Linked DNA regions of Mus musculus: region 2 is linked to region 1. A link is a loop called in an ENCODE intact Hi-C map of the cell type or tissue named here. Cell type or tissue: gastrocnemius. All regions are shown on one strand. Each heading gives the region's core, and the rest is flanking DNA. Links, peaks and the distances in the headings are about the cores only.

What was found. A loop is a pair of places that touch in the nucleus more often than their neighbours do. Peaks named below come from ENCODE experiments on the same cell type or tissue, not always from the same donor. Only the 100,000 strongest peaks of a DNase experiment are listed, where the experiment ranks them.
Region 2: a loop joins it to region 1, with 7 times the contacts of the local background. A loop is called at or near these places in 2 of 42 quality-filtered maps.

What each region holds. Positions count from the first base shown.
Region 1 is chr7:120,632,678-120,637,067 of GRCm38, reverse strand. It overlaps Uqcrc2 (ubiquinol cytochrome c reductase core protein 2), which reads right to left and starts at 1,879. Exons shown (of 14, transcript NM_025899.2): 1 at 1,746-1,879. The coding sequence starts at 1,778. In gastrocnemius, for the core only: a CTCF peak has its summit at 1,931; DNase peaks (open chromatin) are centred at 1,851 and 2,615; H3K4me3 peaks cover 2,626 bases; H3K27ac peaks cover 2,288 bases.
Region 2 is chr7:119,790,860-119,795,249 of GRCm38, reverse strand. It overlaps Eri2 (exoribonuclease 2), which reads left to right and starts at 1,192. Exons shown (of 9, transcript NM_027698.5): 1 at 1,192-1,332; 2 at 2,752-2,819; 3 at 2,902-2,985; 4 at 4,022-4,149. The coding sequence starts at 1,310. It overlaps Rexo5 (RNA exonuclease 5), which reads right to left and starts at 1,128. Exons shown (of 20, transcript NM_001370778.1): 1 at 1,039-1,128; 2 at 748-874. The coding sequence starts at 870. In gastrocnemius, for the core only: no CTCF peak of the experiment used is centred there; DNase peaks (open chromatin) are centred at 1,219 and 1,730; H3K4me3 peaks cover 1,708 bases; H3K27ac peaks cover 1,058 bases.

The DNA of each region.
Region 1 (4,390 bases), core at 269-4,268:
GGTCACTTTAAGGATCGTTTCCCAGTGCCCTTAATGTCTGCACTACAGTTTCACCCTTTCAGGTGCTGTACTAGGCATATTCAACCAAGAAAGGGTCTTAGCTTTATTGAACAAATATCTACACAATCCTAAAATCAACAACAAATTCTCAGCATAATATGTAATAACTTGGATGATGGATCTAAATGCACTGACTTTACACACACATATACACACACACACATACACACACACACACATTATACACAATGGTATAAAGCTATTAAGATATTCCAATTATGTCTAGGGTTCACAGGATTACTAATGGACATGCAAGCAAATACACTTTCATGATGCTAAGATCCACTAAACATGTTGTCAAGTGTACCTGTAAAGTTCTATAATGCTCCTACTCGGCACTGCCCAGACTGCTGTATGCTGAACACTCAGTCAGTGCTGGGCTAATCTGGCTGCTGGTTTTCACCTGTTCATGGAATTACTACTTTATCCCTTCAGTCCTGCTTGTAAATTATGAATATAATTAACTGTGTCATTTTCATTTTAGTTTGCTGGATAAGGTATATGCAGCCACTTGTGATTTTTAGCTGTGAATTTTTAGCTGTGCCCAAGATGTAATTCCTGTAACATCCAAGTGTAACAGTCCACATATGAATAATCCACACTTCCACTTCTGTGCTTTTGGGTAGTGAAGTTTAAAATCTCCTGCTTCTTTTGGGTTCCTTTCAGGAAAGACTTAGATACAATTTCTACTTTGTTTTAATAACACATGGAAAGTCCTGCTCTCTAAGGACTGCTAGCAATTGGTCTGTCTAGGCACAAGGAATACAACTGCAGCCTAAATTTGTACAACACATATATGTAAGTATAAAGCACAAGGAAACACTATGCCCAGGCCTGGTGTATCACTGTCTAGTCGTCTCTCAACACAGACACTCCTGGCATTTCCGCGTTGTAACTGTGCTGTAGGGGCTGCTGTTGTATGGTTGGATGTCTAGCTGCACCGCTGACCTCTAGATGCTAGAAGCACTCTCTCAACAGGTGGTTACGAATAAAAAGCTCCGCATGTGACCGGCTAGTAGGGGCAAATTAGCCCTTGTTGAAGTTTAAATGCTCCCATTCTCATCTCTTGAAAACCACGATTCCAGCGTGATAACGTGCTGACACACATGAGGTACTCCTCTCCTCACCGCAAGTGACAACTACATATTTTAGGGCTAGTCTTGAAGAAAGATCAAGAGCCCCTCCTGGAGGAAGCCTTTAAATGGGACCCCGAGAAAACGAGCATCTTAAGGAATGCGGGGACTGAGTACTGACAGGAACGAAGGTGCCGGCACTGAGATAAGCAGCGCACCGCGTTTGTGAATTTAATAAACTCGCACGCATTGGGGAAACCGACGCCTCGGGATCAACCCAGGGGCAGAGGTCGTAGGTAGGGGAAGCAGGCGGCCCGGGTGGCGTTGGCCTACACCCTACCTGCTTCTCGAGTGACCTTCAGGAATCTCCCGAGAGCCGCTTCTCCGCCACTCTCCAGGCCACCCTCCTCTTCCGCTTTCCCCGCGTTAGCTCTCGGCTGCTCACAGGACCCGCCGAGCCTCCCAGGCCTCGGCTCGCTGGCAGCCCCCTTCTCCGCGGGGTTTACCTGAAGGGCAGACCCAGGCCTGAGGCCAAGGCCGCACACTCCGCACCCAGCTCCTGAGTGGCCGACAAGCGTCCCCAGCCCTGCCCCACGCACGTCCCATGCTCACCGAGAAGGACCCGGCCCTGCTGAGGAGCTTCATGGCTCTAGCAGTTGCCCTTTCCCACGGTCACCGCTGCAGACAGCAAAGCAAGATGGGGTCGGAGGACCGAGTTTCCCGGTGTGCACTGCGAGCTTGCCCACGCCCCCTTGTACCGGCGGCCCTCTACGCATGCAGTGCTCTACTGCTCCGGTAGGCGGGACGAGCCCAGCTCCTGGGGAGAGGCTAGAGGTCTCCCGGACTAGATTGCAGCTTTTGTAGGTTATCCTTTCTGAGTTCTTTTTCTGCAAAAGACATGCAGCCTGTAATCCCAGCTGCGTCTGCAGCCGTCACAGTCACCCCAGCCGTCTTGGGCCTGCCCGTGAGTCCTCGCAAGTCCGGGAGTCGTCGGCACTCCCTGTTCCTCGGAGGTCGTCCCTCGCCACTTTTACTGTAGTCTTCCCGGTACCGCGAACTTGGTGACCGAGTTCACAGAAACTGGCAGGACGAATGTCTCGTCGAACAGATCGACACACTTGTAGGTCTCCTTGCCGCAAGGAGATCGTCACCAGCAAGGACTCAATCTCGTGAAATTTTCTCGCGCAAATTTGCGCGTGTGTGTATAATCAGGGACTTAATATAGTCTTCTATTGTACTTAAAAATGTTTAACTGTTGGTGATACAGACATATGGCACAAATCATTCGTGTGTTACACTATGATTGAGACTAATTCGGGAACCACTGCTTTCATGAAGCCGCATAGCTGCTTAAAAATGTTTTTGGTTACTTTTATTTTTTTTACAGTCCAGTCGTTGCCAGATTCCCGGTCCGCCCCTCCCACAGTTCCTCATCCCATTCCTCCTACCCCTTCTCTAAGAGGATGCCCCCGCCAGGCCTCAGTACTCCCTGGGGCCTCGTTTCTCAAGTTAGGTGCCTCTTCTCCCACTGAGGCCAGACCAGGTAGTCCTCTGCTGTATATATGTTGGGACCTCGGACTAGCTCATGTATGCTGCCTGGTTGGTGGCTCTGTGTCTGAGAGAACTCAGGGGTTCAGGTTAATTGAGACTGTTGTTGGTCTTGCTATGGGGTTGCCCTCCTCCTCCTCAGCTTCTTCCAGTCTTTCCCCTAATTCAACCGCAGGGGTCTCCGACTTCAGTCTAATGGTTGGGTGTAACTATCTGCTTCTGTCTCAGTCAGCTGCTTGTTGGGCCTCTCTGAGGGTAGTGTCAGTCCTTGGAGCCTCCCCTTGAGCTGGATCCAAATTTGGGCCTGCCACTGAACCTCTTTTCCTTCAGTCTGTTCTCCATTTTTGTCCCTGCAGTTCTTTTAGACAGGGACGATCTGGGTCAGAGTTTTTGATTGTGGGATGGCAACCCCATCCCTCCACTTGATGTCCTGCTTTTCTACTGGAGGTGGACTCTATAAGTTCCCTTTCCCCACTGTTGGGCATTTCATTTAAGGTCCCTCCCTTTGAGTTCTGAGAGTCTTTCACTTCCCAGGTCTCTGAGGGTCCCCCCATCTGAGGGGGGTGGTTTCTATTCTTTTCTGCTGGCTCTCAGAGCTTCACTCCTGATTCTCCCTTACCCCAATACCTGATCATGTTCCCCTTTTCCTCTCCCTGTCCCCTCTCCCACCCAGGTCCCTCCTTCTGCCCACCCCCTCCTAATGCTTTCTACCCCTCCCCCCCAAGTGGGATTGAGGACTTGGGTCTTTGGCTTGTTAACCTTCTTGAGTTCTGTATTCTGGGTATTTTGTACTTTTTTGGCTAATATCCACTTATTAGAGAATACATACCATGCATGTCCTTTTGGGTCTCAGTTACCTCACTCAGGATCATACTTTCTAGTTTCATCCATTAGCCTGCAAAACTCAGGATTGTCCTCATTCTTAATATCCGAGTAGTATTCCATTGTGTAAATGAACCACATTTCCTGTATCCATTCTGTCATGGGACATCTCAGTTGTTTCCAGCTTCTGGCTATCACAAATACGGATGCTATGAACATAGTGGAACAAGTGCCCCTGTGGCATGGCAGGGAATCTTTTGGATATATGCCCAAGAGTGGTATAGCTGGGTCTTTAGGTAAATCTGTTTCCAGTTTTCTGAGGAACCTTCAGATTGATTTCTGAGTCGTTGTACCAGTCTACAATCCCACCAGCAATGGTGGAGTGTTTCTCTCTCTCCACATCCTCACCAACATTCACCTGAAATTTTGATCTTAGCCATTAGGATTGGTGTAAGGTGGGATCTCATGGTCATTTTGATTTGCATTTCCCCGATGACTGAGGACTTAGAACAGTTCTTTAAGTGCTTCTTGGCAGCTTAAAAATGTTAAATGAATGCAATCACTGCCCCGAAATTCGTTGTACCCTGAGGATTCTCTCTAGTCATTGGAACCTCAACATGCCACAGTTCAGGCCAGCACATACCTTTATACCTGTTTATTAAGGCCCCTTTATTCTTAGCTTATAACATCATCTGTACAGGAAACTGACCCATATAGCCTAATTGGGAAATTGTCTGTTCAAATGTGGCAGACTTCATGATATCTGCTACAAGAATAAAAATTTCATCATGTTTTAGAACATTGCAGATTTGCCTGTTTGGTTTTAAATCCAAGGCATGAGCACCATCTTCTGGCCAGATAGACCACTTGCCATGTGTCAGGCCTAC
Region 2 (4,390 bases), core at 101-4,100, 840 kb after region 1:
GAGAAATTTCTTTGTACTACATCATTTCTTAGAACTTTTAAGTGGGGATCACCATACTCCCATTTTACAACAAAGAAATGAAGAAAGAGGTTTAAAAGCCACAGCGGGAATGCAGCCTCCGAAGATCAAGCTTTTTAATCTCTGGACTACCGTTTCCAACCCAGGGGACTTTACAAACATCCATCTGCTTTCTAACCATCCCCACCCTAATCTATATTTTTCCCTATCAGTCAGTTATATAACCACAACTTTAACATGAGAAAATGGTTCAGGCTAAGTGCATTTTTAAATATGTAATGAAAATTTTATATTTAAAATTCTCTTTTCGATGAAACATTTAAAAATACAAATACTAGGGCAAACATTCTTATTACTGGTATCATTCCTCCATCTAATCATTTCCCCAGGATAAATTCCCCATCAAAATGACCATTCATTTTTACTTCTTCATAAATATTGTATAAAAACAAGAGAATCCTGTTTAGGTGTGCATGGATATTCCTGAAATATTTTGTTATACGGATCTTAATAAATGTTTGTTAAATGAATATTCTGTGTACCAGACACTAAGTCAGTTTTAAACTATGGAGAGAGCCTGGACGAGGTGGTACAACCAAGGGAGCAGAGTTGAGTGAGGTCAGTGGGTGAGCCCTTACCCTTCGGCAGGGACCCTTCGGGTGCTGGCGAAAGTGACTCCCAGCCACAAGTGACTTCGGGCCAGCCTGCTGGGCTCTCTCCTCTGCTCACCTTGGCTTGTGGCTCGCGGTCCTGAATATGCGAAGGAGGTCCATCCCGCTCTGTAGCCGAGGCCGAGGAGTTCGGGGCCTCCTTCCTCTTCCTGGAGTTCGCCTCCTCCTTCTCTTGCTCCATCAGGCTGTAGGGGAAAGATCAGCTGGAGCTGAGGACCCCGCGGCGACCAGGAAACCGTGTCGCGGCCTCTCTCCAGCAAAGCGCTAGACAGGAGTGACGGTTGGTTTGTCTCTTGAAGCGGCTCAAACCAGTTTACCACTCTTGGCCCTCGCAAAAAAGGCCACAGACCTACGCCTCCTTTCCTCAATTTAAGCCGTCGCGAAGTTTAAAGCGCTCCCTGAGGCGCGTCGTGCGCAGAGCGAGGGGCTCCCGGTCCTCAAGCCTCTGTCCACGCCCCCGGGTCCCGAACCGCCCCCTATGCAACGCCCACAAACCGCTGGCGACGGCCGCCGCCGCTCTACAAGCGCCCGCTTCCCTTGCCGCGCCGGCGTTTAAACAGACCGGAAGTGGGGGCGTCCGACTTCCGGCCGTTGAACTCTGCGAAACCCAGGGTCCGGGGATGGCGACCAAGAGACTGGCGCGGTACGTTAGGGGGTTCCCCTTAGGGTGGGCGGTGTTCATCCGCAGTCGTTTGGTCTGGATCTGAAAAGGGCCCTGGTCTTCTCGGGCCCCACGTCGCCATTCGCGACAAGTTGGAGGAGCCCGAGAAACCCCGGGTCCTCCCTACCGTGGCATGCTCTATCAGGTCTGTTCATTCTAGACCCCTGGGACCTGGAACGTGACAGCTCTGCACACTGTTCTCAGGCAGGTGCCACTGCGCCCAAGTGACCTGCCTAGTCCAGTTTTATTGTCAGAATTACCACAGACTCTCTCAGGTTTTTTGGGGGGGGGTGGGGGGGAATATGCTGTGCACAGATTTTTGGATGCGTTGTACACATTTGTTGAGATTGTGGACACAGTATCAAACTTACCAGGCATAGTGGAATGGACCTACAATACCAGCATGGAAAGTTGGAGGCCAGCCTGGTCCTCATGGTGATGTTCAAGCAGGCGATGGCTAAATAGTGAGACTGTCTCAAAACAACAACAAAACCAGATTCAAAACAAAACCCCTATCTGATGTATTAATGAATAGCATAGGATTCAAGCGTGAAAAGTCCTGTCAAAGGTTAACATACTATGGCCATCTTTAGGCAAATCATTTACTTTTCTCTTGCATAAAATACAGGTTGCAGACATGTCTACCACCTAGAATTGTTTAAAAGAAGTCACCATCCTAATTAAATATTTGCTGAAGAAGTGACTAGTAAATGTTAGTTTTTCATTCCAAATCCCTACATTGGCCTCACGTCTTGTCTTTTTCAAATAGCCAAAATAACTATTCCAGGTGTCTGTCTACTTAAAGTTGTATTCGTCATCATTTGGGATCTTCCCTTCTTTGGACTGCAGTGTATTGCTGTTGGGAGGTTTGTTTGTTTTGTTTTTGTTTTTGTTTTTAATCATAGATTACCTTTCAGTAGTACTCTGGTAATCTTTCTCCCCTCCATTTTTAGAGTTTAAGCACAGGCATCATCCCCTTGGTACATAGCAAAGGCTTGAAAAATACATCTTTATAGTCAATTCCTCGGTACTACTATAAAACGTGAACAGGTAAGAGTAGTGTTTGTGAAGCCCGCTCAGGTAAAATGGACACTAAACTCAAGAGAGGATGGCCATTCGCACAAGGACCTAGGACTTTTAAAGTCTAGCCCTCCTTTCCTTCAGTCAGTATGCAGCTGTTGTTTGAGGCAGGGTCCTGCTGTGTGCTGTAAGCTGTCCCTCAGTTCAGTTTGGCCGTGGCCTGCTGACTGCTGAGCCTCCAGGTGTGGGGCCCTCACACCCAGCTCCACTTACCGTACATTAGAGATGATTTTGCCATCTGTTTGGGGCTATTACTTTAATATCATATTCTAACTGCAGTGTAAATGAGTTTATTGATCTTCCTGTGTCTTGCATTTTTAGGCGGCTTGGATTAATTAGGAGAAAGTCAGTTACACCAGCAAGTGGAAATCCAGGAGGGAGCAGATTGAGTAAGTCCCACGCTTACGTTACAGTTTGAAGCCTTGCCCTTGGAACATCGTCGGAACCTAAGAACACTGTGGTCTTTTGCAGAACAGTTGTATGCCTACTTAATTGTCGTTGACTTTGAGTCTACCTGCTGGAATGATGGGAAGCACCACAGTAGCCCTGAAATAAGTGAGTGTGGATGGCCAGTGGCCAAAGCTAGTGCTCTAGGAGTCTTCTTAAACATCCTAGATATAAGCCAGCCAATAAGAAAACAATGCTGTAAGCTCGTAGTTTAATATAAAAACTCTGACCTACAAAAGAATAAAATACCAAATACCTGAATGTGATTATCCAAAGTAGCTAGTTGTTTTAAGATTACATTTAAAACTTTGATTAGATACAACTGGAAAAAAAAAGGCTTTTCAATAGTAAAGTATATTTTAATTCATGCTGTGTTCATGTTTAATTGTAAAACAAAATGGGCATACTTTTGATATTCTGACTTATTCCATGGCACAGCTTTATTATAACTTTGCTTCTCACTGCTTTGGGTATTGGAATAAGCTTTTAAGGGAATTGATTTTTTAATGATGCTATTATGAAAGCAGTGTATGTTCAGGATAATTCACATATTCAGACCTGGTATGGTGCAACACACCCTTAATCCCAGCACTCAAGAGGCAGAGACAGGTGGATCTCTATAAATTTGAAACCAGCTTAATCTCGATCAGTGGTTCTCAACCTTCCTAATGCTGTGACCCCTTAATACAGTTCTTCATCTTTTGGTGACCCCCAAACTTAAAATTATTTTTATTGCTACTCACAACTGTAGTTTTGTGACTTTTATGAATCATAATATAAAATATCTGATATGCAACCCCTGTGATAGGGCCATTTGAACCCCAAAGGATATGTGACCCACAGATTGAGATATATTTTGTTTGTTTGTTTTCGAGAGAGGGTTTCTCTGTGTAGCCCTGGCTGTCCTGGAACTCACTCTGTAGACCAGGCTGGCCTCAAACTCAGAAATCCGCCTGCCTCTGCCTCCCAAGTGCTGGGATTAAAGGCATGTGCCACCATGCCCGGCTCAAATTGAGAACTATTGATCTATATAGGTTTCCAGACCAGCCAGAAATAAATAAATAAGTACATAAGTAAATAAATAATAAACAATAAAAAATAAATAAAATATATTTAAGTATTAACCCATGGTTCTTTTATTTAGTTGAATTTCCAGCAGTTTTGTTGAATACAGCAACTGGAGAGATTGAATCTGAGTTTCATGCTTACGTTCAGCCTCAAGAACATCCAATTCTTTCTGAATTTTGCACAGAACTGACAGGGATAAAACAGGTATGATTAAAAAAAAAGCCAGGTATGATGCAAATTTTAGATACTCAAAAAGTCAGTTTGTAAAAGAAAAATAAAAGCTACATACCACTTGAAATTAAGTTGATTAGGTGTTAGGAGAAATGGTGTCCCCTCTAAAAGTCCACTGCAGGGCTGAAGAGGTGGCTCAGTGGTTAAGAGCACTCACTGCTCTTCTGAAGGTCCTGAGTTCAAATCCCGGCAACCACATGGTGGCTCACAACCA